Regions from separate parts of the Homo sapiens genome. Here region 1 is linked to region 2. Evidence: chromatin loops called from intact Hi-C (ENCODE). Cell type or tissue: heart left ventricle. All regions are shown on one strand. Links, peaks and the distances in the headings refer to the core of each region. The heading gives the core; the rest is flanking DNA.

Evidence for each region. A loop is a pair of places that touch in the nucleus more often than their neighbours do. Peaks named below come from ENCODE experiments on the same cell type or tissue, not always from the same donor. Only the 100,000 strongest peaks of a DNase experiment are listed, where the experiment ranks them.
Region 1: it touches region 2 in a loop (11-fold over the local background); 67 of 110 quality-filtered maps call a loop at or near these places.

What each region holds. Positions count from the first base shown.
Region 1 is chr21:38,122,246-38,130,225 of GRCh38, reverse strand. DSCR8 (Down syndrome critical region 8) reads right to left here. Exons shown (of 3, transcript NR_026842.1): 2 at 7,815-7,914. Among named protein-coding and RNA genes, the nearest start is that of DSCR8, 4.8 kb to the right of the region's middle. In heart left ventricle, for the core only: a CTCF peak has its summit at 3,345; a DNase peak (open chromatin) is centred at 3,375.
Region 2 is chr21:37,708,831-37,716,810 of GRCh38, reverse strand. It overlaps KCNJ6 (potassium inwardly rectifying channel subfamily J member 6), which reads left to right. Exons shown (of 4, transcript NM_002240.5): 3 at 1,680-2,600. It overlaps KCNJ6-AS1 (KCNJ6 antisense RNA 1), which reads right to left. Exons shown (of 8, transcript NR_183540.1): 3 at 6,368-6,497; 4 at 610-2,575. Among named protein-coding and RNA genes, the nearest start is that of KCNJ6-AS1, 190 kb to the right of the region's middle. RefSeq lists a silencer at 4,429-4,478. In heart left ventricle, for the core only: a CTCF peak has its summit at 4,482 (motif pointing left); DNase peaks (open chromatin) are centred at 4,470 and 5,502; H3K27ac peaks cover 1,234 bases.

The DNA of each region.
Region 1 (7,980 bases), core at 1,638-5,637, 410 kb before region 2:
GCCTCATTTTTTGTGTGTGCAAGGAACTGTTCTGAGACCCACTAGGTATACAAAGATGTATAAATTATGGACTCTGCCCAAGGAGCTTACAACAGTGTGAAAAAAATAACTCAGAACAAAAGATGCAAAGAGACCAAGCCCATAATTGAAGAAACAACACAGCAGGTGTTCAATTGTGCAAATTAAATTATATGCATGTCAGTTAGTCTTGTTCAGTGGGACTGATTCATGTCTCTTCAGGCTAAGGTGCTCAGGAACATTTATATAGAGACAATTAAATTTAAACTGGACTTTGAAGGATGAGCAGCTTTTGACCAGGTGCAGAGGGAAAGAGAAGGAAATCCAGATAGGTAAATAGCAAGTCAGGGCCAAGAGAAACAAATAACCCAGTTTGTTGATTTAGAGATATAAGGGTGGTAAGGAAGAATACTCATTATAGAGCAGGATATCTTGGGCTCTAATTCTATGGCTGAACTTTGTCAGTCCAGTCGGTCATTCTTAAGCAAGAGATAACCCCACAGAGCCTCAGCTTCCTAACTGTATGTGCAGGTAGTAGTTCCAGCCCATGCAGTGGCAGAGAGGATTCAATGAGATTTCTTATACATCATGCAGAAGGCAACAGAAGCCTCTCTGTCCTTTGAATTCCCCCATCCCATGCTCTGGGGGAAGTTCAGCGACCACCCCAAGATTTCTGCAAGTATCCAATGGCTTATATGATTACTTTCCAGTCTCAAAACCTCTCTCTCCAGGGTCTTCTTCTCTCTTATGTCTCTCCTTTCCTGAGTTCTCTTGGCTCACATTGACCCAGCTTTGAGTGCCATGTGCAGAATGCCACAGTAATCAAGGATGGGAACACATGGAGTGTGAGTGTTGGAGGCAAGCAGAACTATTTGAAAGTTATTGCACTGACTGGGTGTACCAGTTTCCTAGGGCTGCCTTAACAAATCACCACTAACTGGGTGGCTTGAAACAGGAGAAAGTCCTTCACAGTTCTGGAGAGGCCTTCTATATGAAAGCATTTGCAGGGTTGGTTCCTTCTGGGGGGTGTGAGGGAGAGTCTGTTGGGTGCCTCCCGCCTAGCTTCTGGTGATTGCTGGCATTGCTTGACTTGTAGACACTCCAACTCTGCTTCAATCATCACATGGCCTTCTCCCCCTGTGTGTCTGTGTCTAAATCTTCCTCTTCTTATAAATATACCAGTCATTGCATTAGGGCTCACCCTACTCCAGTAAGACCTCATTACTTGATGATATCTACAAAGACCCTATTTCCAAATAAGGTCCCATTCCCAGGGTTAGGACTTGAACATATCTTTTGGAAGATGCATTTCAACCCACAACACTGAAGATAATCTAATAAAAGTCTGGAGTAACAACCATCAGTTATATAGGAAAGTTGGGAGACATGACAAGGTGTCCTGAGGACAAAATCAATTCATCCTCTTGATGTGACTTTGAGTGACAAGAAGGAGAATATGATGATGGTAGATTTTGAGCTTTGTTGTGTTTATAAGTGACAAAAATCCTGTGTATTACTTGGCAAGTGCATAATACTTTCTCCAGTAGCTGGTGCAGTAGTATCTAAGTTCCATGAACAGAGAAACAATTTTGCCTTGTGTCTACCCTTAATACATAGGCTTTCCACAAAATGTATGCAGGAGAGAGAGGAAAGGATAGAGGTAAGGGAGGACAAGGTGAGGTTAGAGAAGAAGGGATGGGGCAAGGATGGAAGAAAGGTGGGAACTTAGAAGCTATGATGGTTAAAGAGATTCACATTTGAATCAGAAGATCCACCATCACCAGTGTGGACAGGCATCATCTAATTGATTGAGGGTCTGAATAGACCAAAAAAGTGGAGGGAGGAGGACTTCTCTGTCTCTCTCTTTTTGAACTGGTCCATTCATCTTCCTCGGCCCCCAGACATCAGAGCTACTGGTTCTGGGCCTTTGGACTCCGGGACTTAGACCAGCAGCTCCCTTGGTTGCCAAGCCTTCAGACTCAGACTAAATTGAACCCTCAGCTTTCCTGGTTCTCCAGCTTGCAGATAGCAGATGGTGGGACTCCTTGCTCTCTGTAATCAAATAAGCCAGTCTCCTCCTACATGTATTTCTGTCCTGTCTGTTTGTGCTGCTCTAACAAAACACCTAAGACGAGGTAGTTTATAAAGACCAGAATGTTTATTTCCCACAGGTCTGGAGTCCGGAAAGTCCAAGATCAAGGCTGGCTGGTTCCATATCTAGTGAGGGAATGCTCCATCAGTGGTGTTTTTTGATGGTATCCTTATGTGACAGAAGGCTGAAGGGCAAAAGGGCCTAATCCATTTCTTTCCAGCCCTTTTATAAGGCACTCATCTATTCATGATGGTGGAGCCATCATGGCTTAATCACTTCCCAAAAGGCTCCACTTTTTAATATCACCTCAATACGGATTAAGTTTCAACATGAAATTTGGAGGGGACACATTCAAACCACAGCACTATGTATATCCCATTGGTTCTGTTTCTCTGCAGAACCCTGACTCACACAGAAGGGGAAACCATCTTCAGAGTAAATAAACATTTGTTGTCAACAATGCTTTGTATATATTCTTGATTCCCAAGAGCCAGCTGGAAATATGCTACTAGATCTCAGGCAGATCTTTCATATCCTTTTGGAATCTGGAATACAAATGACATAAACAATGACAGAGCTCAGAAGTGGAGACAGGATGGTAACAAGAGGTTTGGGAGTCATTTTTTCTCACCCCTCTCCTCCCTGGAAGAAGGATGAAATGAGATCCTCGCACACAAAGAATTGCTGGACGTTGCTGCCTTAAGTCTTGCCCATAGACAGTGTTGACAGTACAGGTGAAATGCACTTGAGTTATGGGACTTTCAAGCCCCTGCGAATCCTACCTGTCCTGTGGATGTGTGAAGAGACCCACTTCACTATTCTGCTTCCCCAAATCTGAGAAACAGAAGTAATAAAGTCACTGTGAGTTATTTATTTTTCATTGCCTCAGATGAAATTGGACTGTGAAAATACTTAGAGACTTCAGATTTTAATTGTGGCTAATTACATACAGACTCATAAAAATAGCAAAACAACCCCTAAGGCCAAATTAGAGGAAGGTGGAGCTGCATTTCACAAGGTGAATTTACTAATCGTATTCACGCTTTGTGTCTGCAAGCCGCATCTGCTTATTACCTAGCAAAGACAGGTGTGTGGGGATAAAGGGGTGCTGTAGGAGAGTGAGTGGGCTTCTATTCTAGCTTCTGAGGCATTCCAAAACAGAGGTCAGCTTGCTAATTTTTTCCTATGAAAAGTACAAACTGCAGCAATGAGACCAGAATGGCCTATGCAGTGTTCTCACCTAGAGGGCGCCAAAGGGCAGACCAACAACCCTCTCACCCACCGAGGGAGCCGACCGAGTCAGGAGCAGGTGGGGAGGTGACTTGCATTACCTATTTCACCATCATTCTGGAGTTCAGGATGTCTAGAATCACCATTCTCCCTAGCATGAAGTTGTCACGTGTGTGTGTGTGTGTGTGTGTGTGTACACACAAACACAATATATATGTGTATTATTTTGTATATATGTGTGTATGATATTGTACACATATATATTTTTTAAATTTTCATTTTTTAAAATTTCTGCCTTAACCATTCCAGAGCTGGGTACTAGACAACTAGGGCCATCCCTAGAGCTTAGAGCCCACCAGGATGATTCAAACTAGCCCATCCTAAGCTGCTCACCTGCCTTTCCCGCGAAACCTCAGTAAAGGTTGAATGATTTCCTGAGCTCCTGCCTCCTGCCTCCTGACCACTCTGGTGTTTTTTCCCGTGTGGTCCTGCGTGGCATGGCGTGCCTCCTCTTTGTAGGACCTGTGAGTATAATACTCTGTCTTCCTGAGCCTCCCCTGTGTCTCCTCCGTGGCTGCATGTGACTGACCATCTCATAAAAAGAATACAAAACAGCCATGTTCATTATTATTCAGCAAATGAAATAAATCTTTTTAATGCTTATATGCAAAATGCTGCAGATAATTGTAGAAAATCAAATACAGATGAAATCCTGTCAAGAAACTCAAAGTCTTGTAAGAAAATAAAACAAGCACACGAATGACAAGGTCGAAAGTGGTGAGTGCCAGAAACAAGCACAAAGTAAGGGCTGTAGAAGGAGCACCTCTCACTTATGTTTCTTCTGAGCCATGAACTAATCGCTTGAGACATAACAGTGAGTTTGGAAAGAAGCACATTTCCTAGGTAGCATATTGGAAAACAGTATCATCCCTGAAGAAGCCACTGTAATAGTGGATTTCCAAATGATTTGTAATTTTTTTAAGGTTTTGTTCACTGATGGGTCCATTCACCTGTAACAGAACCTGGTACATAGCGGCCTTCAGAAAATATCAGTTGGGATGAACTAAATTGTTCTTTAAAATGTTCAATAGAAAAGAAATCTGTCATCTTCAAGTGTAATAAGCACTTATAAAATCCAGTAGTTACGCCCTCCCACACACAAAGTTTAAGACATTTAGCAGTGTTATTGAATTTGATATTTTACAAATGCCTTTAACCCTAGAAGAATGAATGATATGGATGCTTTGCAGCCTCTAACTTGATGAAGACCACCATAATGGATGTGTAACCATGTATAAGAATGTTCCATGTCAAAAGATAAATCAGAACAAAACAAAAAACAGAAAATAACAAGTGCTATCAAGGATGTGGAAAAACTTCTGCGCACTGCTATTGGGAATATAAAATGGTGCAGCCACCACAGAAAAGAATATGGTGGTTCCACAGAATTAAACATAGAATTGCTGTATAATCCAGGATCCCATTTTTTGCATATATAGCTCAAAGAACTGCAAGCAAAGATTGAATAAATACTTGTACACCTATATTCACAGCAGTATTATTCACAACAGCCAAAAGGTAGAAGCAACCCAAGTTTGCATCAACAGATGAACAGAAAAACAATATGTGGTCTGTTCATACAATGGAATATTATTCAGCCTTAGAAATTTCGGAAAGGAATTCCAAGACATGCTATTAATACAACATGGATGAACCTTGAAGACATTATGGTAAGTGGAATAAGCCAGTCACAAAAGGACAAATACCGCATGATTCTACCTATGTGAAGTACCTAGAGTAGTCAAATTCCTAGAGGCAAAGCAGAATGGTGGGTGCCAGGGGCTTACAGGAAAAGAGAACGGGGCATTATTGTGTAATGGGTACACAGTTCCAATTTTGGAGGATAAAAAAAGGTTCTGGAGGTGGATGGTAGGGATAGCTGCACAACAATGCAAATGTACTTAATGCCATTAGGCTGTACACTTAAAAAATGGTTAAAATGATACACTTTATGTTATGTATATTTTAACATAAGTATGTTATGTAATTTTTTAAAAACCAATTTTTTTTTGAAAATTACATATGTTTAAAACATATGTTTTAAAAATTACATATGTTATGTAATTTTTTAAAAACCAATTTTTTTTCCTTTTTTTTTTGAGACGGAGTCTCGCTCTGTCTCCCAGGCTGGAGTGTAGTGGTGCGATCTTGGCTCACTGCAAGCTCCGCCTCCTGAGTTCACGCCATTCTCCTGCCTCAGCCTCCTGAGTAGCTGAAACCAATTTTTGTAAGTTCCAGGTACACAAGAAGACTTATATTCTCATGTGTATTAACAATGGAAGTAAAATAATCAGTAGTTTGGTATCTGTTCCCCTCCTCCTGTGCAGTAAAATGGAAGATAAAAGCAACATTAATGTTCATACTTGGAATTATTAAGTAAATCCAAATTTTTAAGATTAAAAACAAGGGTAGACAAAAGTAGCAAATCTTGGCGAGCTCTGAGACAGAAATCTCTAAATCTTATATTAAGTGAAAAACTTCAATTTAAACAAAAGCAAAAGGAAACCCGAGTTGATGCAGAGACATTAACAGCTCATGTTCAGTTTCCAAAAACTGCCAAGTTGGAACTCATTGCTCTAATCAGCACCTACTAGGAACAAGAGACAACCTGCGGTTACACTGGTTTTCAAAAAGCACATACATATGTTTATTAGCTTGACGGGGGGAACACATATGTGAATACTTGTATTTAATATTTCCTAACCTTCTGTATAATGTCCACTTTAAGGAATTGAGACTAGCTCTGATTTTGCCCCCTTTGACTTTTAGGGTCAATAAGCTTTATTAAGGGCAATTTAGTGTCACAGGAAGAGAAAATTTATAACCCTGATCAATGAGGAATACAGAGGACACAAAGGTACATACATGTGATGGAGACCTATATCAAAAATGCTGTTATCAGTCAGAGTGCTGGCAGGAAACAGATGGTACACTCAAACCAGGCAACTGAGCTAAGGTTAATGAAGGCCTATTTACACAGGTGTGGGTGGGGCTATGGGAACCAACAAGTGATACTGAGACACCCATGGGCAGCACTCCCTGGAGAGCCATTACCTCCCCTAGGGCTAATGGGACTGTAAGGAGAGAGGTCACCGGACCCCACAGAGAGCTAGAGGAGACGACTGAGGGGTAGTGAGCTTCACACAGGAATGTAGCCCCTGCCGACTTGTGGCCTTGAGAGCTCGAGCATCCGTACCTCAACCATTCTGTCCTCCTGCCCCAACTTCCTCTGTGCCTCCATGGGCCAATGGGAAGCCAGAGGGTAACAGAGCCCATGTGGGGCTGTTCGTAGAGGTCAGTGTTCTGGGGTTCAGAACATGGTGGGGAGGAGGGCAGGGAGTCTGAAGGGTCAGACACAGAATGTCAAAAACATCCTTATATGTGGTTTCATCTAGTGCTCTTAAACCAGACTCACTAACCTACTGTGTTTTAAAATACAGCTTGCCAAAGTCTGTGTTAATATTATTTAACTTTGATGTGTATCTGTGATGGTTAGTTTTGTGTGTCAACTTGACTGAGCCATGGGATACTCCTAACAGGTTGAATGTTATTTCTGGGTGTATCTGTGAAGGTGTTTCTGGAAGAGATCAGGATCTGAGTTGGTGGACTGATTAAAGCAGATGGCTCTCCTCAATGTGGCTGGGCCTCATCCAGTCCATCCAGGGTCAGAATAGAAGAAAAACGGAGAGGAAGGGAGGACTTTTTCTCTTTGCCTGATTGAGCTGGAATATTGATCTTCTGCCCTCTGTGCTTCTGGTTCTCAGGCCTTTAGACCTGGGCTGCAATCTATACCATCGGCCCTCCAGCTCTTAGGCCTTTGACTTTCATCAGCTTTCCTGGGTCTCCAGCTTGCAGAGAGCAGATCATGGGGCTTCTCAGCCTCCACAATCACATGAACCAGTACCTGATAATAAATTGGTTCTGGTTTTTCCAGAGAACCCTGATTAATATACTATCTGTGCATTCACTTAGGAGAAACAAAGTCATTAAATGTGAAAAAAAAAAAAGAACTGAGTCACTCAGAAGAATCATACTATAGTTGCCCATCATATATTATAAAGAACAAAGTATTCTAAATTATTTACGAATAAGAATTCTATAAAGAAAATGACTGATTATCTGCGCTTACACAAAATATTTCATGGAAATTTTATTACCGTGCTCTTTTTTTTTTTTAATTTAACCATCATTATGTTGTGCATTCATCATCTGGAGTTTTTAGTTGTTTAGAATTCCCTGTTGGCAGCCAAATTCCTGTCTGGGAAAATGTATGAGCCAGCCTTCATTTTCCACGATGACTTTCCAAGGAACCATTACAATTAAGAGAATGTAAGTTACTCATCTCCAATAACTGTACATGAAGCAATATTCCGAGGATTTGTTAACTGTCTTTGACAGGAGATCATCTACTCACAGTAGGTGCTTAACAAATGCCATCTTGAATGAATGAAGACCCTTTCTCACAGTAACAAAGTTGGGTCCAGGCTCCTTCATTTTTGCTCAGCAAGATGAAGCTAAGGAAACAGGAAATAAGTCATCAACCAAATCATAGTAACAAATCGTTCTATTCCATTCTCCAT
Region 2 (7,980 bases), core at 2,353-6,352:
ATGCTTTTAAACAGCAGAAATCGGTTCCAAAATTCCCCTGCACTCAAGTTTTAGGAGAGCTTTCCTAATGCATTATTAACTAATGAGTGAACCAGTGCATTAATCATGAAAGCCATAAGAAACAACATAACTAGACATGGTGCCTCATGCTTGTAATCCCAGCATTTTGGGAGGCCAAGGTGTGAGGATGGCTTGAGACCAGGAGTTCAAGACCAGTCTGAGCAACATAGTGAGACCCCCGTCTCCATGAAAATAAAATAATTGGCCAGGCATAGTGACATAAGCCTGAGCCTCCTGTGCCTACTCAGGAGGCTGAGGTGGGAGGATCACTTGAACCCAGGAGATCAAGGCTGCAGAGAGCTATGATGGTGCCACTATACTCTAGCCTGGGTGGCAGAGCGAGACCCTATCTCTAAAAAAAAAAAAAAAAATTTAAACTTTTTTAAAAGAAAAAAAATAACCACAAGCTAAAATTACAGATGTTGAATGTTGAGGAGGCAGAAACCAAATCAAATATGTAAGCACACAGACAGAGAGAACATTTCCCCACCCTTTTTTACTTACCTTGGCATTGAATCAACCATTAAAGTACAATGCATGCATACTTACCGACAAAAACCAGAAATGTTTTTTAAACCCTGAAATTTGGCCAATAGTTCAAAGAGCTTGTTCAAGACTCTTGCCCTAAACATAAGGAAAGTGACAAGGGAACAATTTATTACAAAAAAATATTGATTGCAAGTCTGTTACATGCAGGCACAGATCACATACATGGTTTTGTTTAACCTTATAACAACACTGTGAGTTGGGTATCATGATCAATTTTGTAAATGAGGAAACTGAGGCTCACGAATTTGGATAGTGTGTTGTAAGTCAGTTCAGGCTGCCATAATAAAATATCACAGAATGGGTGGCTTAAACAATGGACATTTATTTTCTCATCGTTCTGGAGGCTGGAGTTCAAGATCAAGGTGTTGGCAGGGTTAGTTTCTGGGAGCCCTCTCTCCTTGGTTTGCAGATGGCCACCTTCTCCCTGTGTCTCATATGGCTTTTCCTCTGTTTGTGTGCACCCCTGGTGTCTCTCCCTCTTCGCATAAGGATACCAGTCCTATTAGATTGGAGCCCCAACCCTATGGCCTCATATAACCTTTAACTATCTCCTTAAAGGCCTTATCTCCCAATACTGTCACCTTAGGGGTTGGGGCTCAAGCCCCATATGGATTTGGTGAGGACACAATACAGTCCATAACAGATATCATGGCCAAGAGCCCACTAAGAGTTGCTAAGTAGTAGAGCTAAGCCTGTCTGAATCTAAAGAGGACTCCTTCATCAGAGCTTACTGCCTCTCCCATGCCACAGCATCTCAGAGTTGGGAGGCATCCCTCTGTGAGAGCTGACTCAGTAGAACCTGCTGGCAGGGACACAATTTTGCAGCAATAAGCTCCGTCCTGGTGGGCAGGATGGTGAAGTACTTACACAAACTAGATCGAAGAGCACAGAAGTCCAAGTCAACTAGAGGCCTATCCAGATGGTGTGGAATAAAAATGGCTTTGTCTACTTTGTTTATAGCTACACAAATGGTATTTGGTTTCACCAGCCCATACAAAGTGTGCCGTTCCATTGTCCTCAAAGAGCCAGCCTTTCATTCAGTGTTTCTTTTCTTTTCTCCAAACCACCAGCTAACGTCCTGGAGGGCGACTCCATGGATCAGGACGTCGAAAGCCCAGTGGCCATTCACCAGCCAAAGTTGCCTAAGCAGGCCAGGGATGACCTGCCAAGACACATCAGCCGAGATCGGACCAAAAGGAAAATCCAGAGGTACGTGAGGAAAGACGGAAAGTGCAATGTTCATCACGGCAACGTGAGGGAGACCTATCGCTACCTGACCGATATCTTCACCACATTAGTGGACCTGAAGTGGAGATTCAACCTATTGATTTTTGTCATGGTTTACACAGTGACCTGGCTCTTTTTTGGAATGATCTGGTGGTTGATCGCATACATACGGGGAGACATGGACCACATAGAGGACCCCTCCTGGACTCCTTGTGTTACCAACCTCAACGGGTTCGTCTCTGCTTTTTTATTCTCAATAGAGACAGAAACCACCATTGGTTATGGCTACCGGGTCATCACAGATAAATGCCCAGAGGGAATTATTCTTCTCTTAATCCAATCTGTGTTGGGGTCCATTGTCAATGCATTCATGGTGGGATGCATGTTTGTAAAAATCTCTCAACCCAAGAAGAGGGCAGAGACCCTGGTCTTTTCCACCCATGCAGTGATCTCCATGCGGGATGGGAAACTGTGCCTGATGTTCCGGGTAGGGGACCTTAGGAATTCCCACATTGTGGAGGCTTCCATCAGAGCCAAGTTGATCAAATCCAAACAGACCTCGGAGGGGGAGTTCATCCCGTTGAACCAGACGGATATCAACGTAGGGTATTACACGGGGGATGACCGTCTGTTTCTGGTGTCACCGCTGATCATTAGCCATGAAATTAACCAACAGAGTCCTTTCTGGGAGATCTCCAAAGCCCAGCTGCCCAAAGAGGAACTGGAAATTGTGGTCATCCTAGAAGGAATGGTGGAAGCCACAGGTAAGATGTGTTCTATCCTGGGATGGCTGTGGGATAGATGCTCATTTTAAACTGGACCTGATGTTCTTATCTATTACAAGATCTAGAATACTGAACCTCACTCAATATTGACAACATCCCCTTGCTTCATGACATAGTATGCCTACATGTCTCACCTGAAGTATATCCACCAAGAAGCCTAACCATTTAGTTTTTTAAAGCCCTTTGGAAAATAAATTAATGAACAATGAAAAATCACCATGTAATATATTTTAAGTCTCCAAATATTTACCTAAATTAAACTCTGATCTGTCTCTAAAGCATGTTTTAAATGGCCTTAAAACATTGCTAATTTAAATACTTGAGGTTATTTGTTACCAAGTTAGAAGGAGGAAGTTAAGCCTTTCAAAGGAAGCCTGACAAACTGCTTTAATAAAAATGCAATTTCACCCATTCTTTGAGAGTCATTTATAAGGCCTATAGCATTGGTTTTTCTTTTGTATGAAGTGAGTGCCTAGTATCTCTCCACATTCAACCTGCTGAGCTCCCAGTAAGTATAAAGCTGCAGACACAGTAAATAACTCTAGCAGAAAAGAAAAAAGTTGAAGATCCATTCATCTTAATCCCGCCGGCCCTCCTGCTGTTAATGGCTAATCATTGGGATGTTTTAGGGAAGATGATCTGTTCAGGAAATAGAGAAAATGGTCTGTTTTTACTGACGTCTTCGCTCATGTCTGAAATTTGCACGTTACACATCCCAACAGCAAAGCAGGTTCTGCCCATGTTTGTATGTAACATCCCCCAAAACAGAGCCATCAGCTAGGACTCAAGATAACCATAGTGCCTCACGGGGAAAGTATAAACCAGAACCCTAATTCATTAAGGTCTTTATTGTTCTTTGAGGTAGTAATAGTGTCTTTGGGGTCCTTTTTCCTGATACCATCAGCCCTTTTACGCTTTTAAGTCTTCAGCTTGAGATTCAGGTGGTTTATATTGTCTGAAATTGCATGACCAGCAGGCTGGCCCCATGTTCTTCATCAACCTGTGACAAGTAACTTAATCCTGTGATCCCTTTTAGGGAAAAGCCATGGGTCCCATGTTTCTACCTCCCTGTACCCAACAGGCAAGGTCACAACCTCTCACAAATTTCTTTTACGGTGGTGGTGTGAAACTTTTGCTATAGGGTTTTTAAATGCAGCAAACAGTGAAAACGTGAGTAAAGGGCTTTGCATGGAGCTCAATGGTAGGAGCGGTCTCCTTTCCATAGAACAAAAGGCACAGGAACCTAATCGGAAAGTAGCTTTAAAGAATAACAAAAGTCACTGTTGCAAAATAAGACATAAGTGCTCCAGGTGTTAACAGGACTATCTGTACCTTGAGCCTGATTTGGGGGTGCATTTGTGTGGCAATAGTTGGGTGGGGAGGAGGAAGGGAGATAGAAGGGAGAAGTAGAAGGGAAGGCAGGGGAGGAGGAAGGGGAGGAAGGAGAGGAGGAGAAGGGGAGGAAGGAGGGAAGAGAAAGGGAGGAAGGAGAGGAGGAGAAGGGGAGGAAGGAGGGAAGAGAAAGGGAGGAAGGAGAGGAGGAGAAGGGGAGGAGGGAGGGAAGAGGAGGGAGAGAGGAGGAGGGGAGGAGGGAGGGAAGAGAAAGGGAGGAAGAAGAGGAGGAGAAGGGGAGGAGGGAGGGAGGAGGAGGGAGGGAAGAGAAAGGGAGGAAGGAGAGGAGGAGAAGGGGAGGAGGGAGGGAAGAGAAAGGGAGGAGGGAGAGAGGAGGAGGGGAGGCTGGGGAGGAGGGAGGAAAGAGAAATAATTCAAACAGGGAGCTGTCACTTTCCTACAGACCAGAAACTTCCCCAACCTCAGCTGAGCACAGGGACTCTGGATCCCCCTAGCGGCCACAGAGCTACAGCCTCTGACACTATGAACTGACCACTCAGGATGCAGTTTTTCTTTTCCCTTTTCACCATAAATTCCCCCAAGAGGACATGAGAGAGGGCAGTGTCTCCAAGCTCAAGAAGCAAAAACCACTGGAGACGTACCCTCTGGTTACTGATGCTAGTCTGAGCTTTAAATTGTGGGAGTTAAGCTTTGTGTTCCCTCAAACCAGAGCCCAATCTCTGTAAAATAAATGAATCTGGAATAAGCAAATTATCTTTGTGATGTCCCTGAGTCAGAATTCTCCCTGGGGCAGGCCCTGGCTTTCTGATGACAGCTGGTAATGAGTGAGCCTTTCCAAAGGGAGGAATATGGTTTTCTTGGTAATTAACAGTGATACTTGCCTCTGAGCACCCTATGGCCTTTCTACAGCTTTCATAGAGAAATCTGAGTAATTACCAGCAAAATCAATCCAAACGCTCACCCCATCCCTGGGAAAAGGCAACTGCTACTCATTTTCTTTTAAAAAATAGTCTTCTAATTTCTAGACTTGGGGGGGGGGTTCTAGAAAGTTCTGGAGGTGTCTGGAAACTGGAAGTGTCTTGGTCTTTTCCTCAGGGGAATCATACAACTCAGTACCCCCAGCACAGCTGCTCTCTTACGCTTCAGCAGGATACTGTTTCTTTGTGAATGAAAAGCTCAATTAGGATTTATGGGCATTAAACAGGCCCTTAGGGGAGAAAAATGCTTCAATCTCTCAAAACCACAGGAAAAAAAAATGTGGACCAAATGCACACTCGAGGAAAACAAATTCACAGGGATCTAATTATTCATTGTAGTGCTGGACTGGAAATCAGGAGCCGTGATAATAGCAAGCTGACACAAAACAGCTTCCCCTGCGCTCATCACTTCTTTCAACAATGTCGCAGTTGACCTTAACCTGCTGTGCTCAGTGGTCTCCACGAGCAGGCCTCTTCCAGGGAGGAGGGAAGGCCCACATGGCCACCTTCACGCGGTGCCCTCTTCCCTGTTAGGAAGCAGGCATCCTGGGCACAGGATGATCCCAGCGTGGTGTTTTCCGGAGACCGGAGTTGTCCCACAGGAGGCCACCTGGGTCCTTCCGTCTGCTGGGAGCTCAGGCCCGGTGCAGGCGAGTGGTGCTCTGTGGATGCACTGCCTTCCAATGCCAGCCGCATTGCAGGGTCAGGTTCCATTTTTAGAAAACGAAAGTGGGCTCCTTGAAGGCTGGAAGCGAGCCCCCCTTTCATGGCCTTGAAGGGACTGCACAAAAGACAGACCCATGCCCACGCAGAACAGCCCCGAGTCCTTTGTGAATGGCTTTGGCCTGGTCCCGCCTGAAGTCAGGAGGGACATGCCAGGCGACCTTTCAAGAACCTTCCAGTCATGTGGTTCTATTTTTGAAAATGAATCAAACCCTGGAAAATTCTGACACCAGCCACTCAGACATCTAGGAGTTGGCTGTGTCTCATCTGCAGATATATTTTTAAAGGGGGCCGTTTATGTTCCTGACACATGGGCGATTTTGAGATAGTGGTGTTTACAGAAGGTTTCATAGCTACGTAAACAAACGTGCTCAGCAGCTGTGGCCCATGTGTGTTAAAATAGTAAAGCATTCATATAGACTGTTATTTATAGAGGGCAAATGGGCCTCGAGGCAAGATGACAGCCACGCAGCGCTGGGCTTGCTGCCAGTCAGCCCCCACTACGGCCTTGCTGATTGACGAACTTCCACATTTACCCCCAGCGATTATACAACTGCGACAGGCAGCACTTGCCCACTCCTCGGCAAATGTGCTGGCAAGGATGAGTCCCCGTTAAGCCTTTTGGTTATTTTACACTTCTTTTGATGGAACCTATCAGACTTACACAAAAACAGACCCAGTAGTATCACTAACCTCTGTGTCCCCGTCATTCTGCTCCAGTGATTATCAATTCAGGGTCAAACTTGCTTCCTCTGTATCCCCACTCATTGGCTGCCCACCAGAATCACATCATCCTCATCTGCAAATATTTCGGTATGTGCCCCTAAAAGATAAGGATTCTTTTAAAAACATAGCTATCATACCATTATGACACCTAAAATAATGACCAATAAATTAAGATCCAACATCTACCAAGTGTTCAAACTTCCAATCGTCTCTTACATGTCACTGTTTTTTATATTTACAATCAGCTTGTTTGAATCAGGATACAAATAAGGTTAACACATGGTGATTGGTTGAGATATCTTGTAAGCCTCTTAATCTATGACTTCTTCTTCCATCTGTTTTTTTTTCCAATAAGTTTTTCTTAAAGAAGATAACTTCTGAAAGATTTAAATACTGCATAGAACACTGGGGAGAGTGGAGGATGAAACACACCAGAGAACACTTTATAGACAAGGAGGCAAGGCCAATTAATCGGAAGTTGCCATCTGGGAGTTAACAAGGAGGACAGCCAGTGTTCACTGGAAATAGGTGAAGGCAACCCATCACCCATCCTTCACCACAGAAAAGCTCAGTTCTGTCACTAGTATAGTTATTCCCAGGCAGAGAATTTTAGTCACATAAATCACACCACAGATCATAAAATTTTTGAGTTGGAGGGAATCTTTGCCCATTTCACAGATGAAGAAATGGAACCTCAACAAGACCCGTGACTTGGCTAAGGTCAAATAGCCACTAGCAGGGCAGGACCTTGAAAGCCACAGCCACCAATGGTGTTGTCGGGCACTCTGTGTTCAGTGCCCTTTGCACCATGAGTGCTGCTGATTCATGATGATTCGGCAGAGAAATGCACCCAGAAAAGACACCTGATATTTCTTTTCTTTTCTTTTCTTTTTTTTGAGACAGGGTTTTGCTCTCGTTGCCCAGGCTGGAGTGCAGTGGCGTGATCTTGGCTCACTGCAACCTCCGCCTCCTGGGTTCAAACGATTCTCCTGCCTCAGCCTCCTGAGTAGCTGGGATTACAGGCATGCACCACCACCGCGCCCGGCTAATTTTGTAATTTTAGTAGAGATGGGGTTTCTCCGTGTTGGTCAGGCTGGTCTGGAACTCCCCACCTCAGGTGATCCACCCACCTTGGCCTCCCAAAGTGCTGGGATTACAGGTGTGAGCCACCGCGCCCAGTCAACAACTGATATTTCATGTGCAGATGACTGGTATTAATGTGCCCTCAATTCTTTTCTCTCACCATTAGTTCTTCCTTTCCTTTAAGGTTCTTCTGTTTCCAAATGTTATCAATTCATTTTTAAATTACGTAGACATTGACATGAATTTTAAACAACCATGTATCAGAATGAGATGTACCACAAAACAATTCTGAAATCAAAATTAAATAAGCATTGTCTACAAAAATACCCCTGGAAGAACATGATGTTCTGTCAGGTCTGATTTCCAGGCACATTTTTCTTTACTGTAATCAAAAATGCCAATCTACCCTAGCAGGGGAGAATATGAGATTGCAGCCTTTGAAAAGATAAGACTGCTGAGGGTAAGCATCACCATGCTCTTAAACTGTTTCTAGTAAT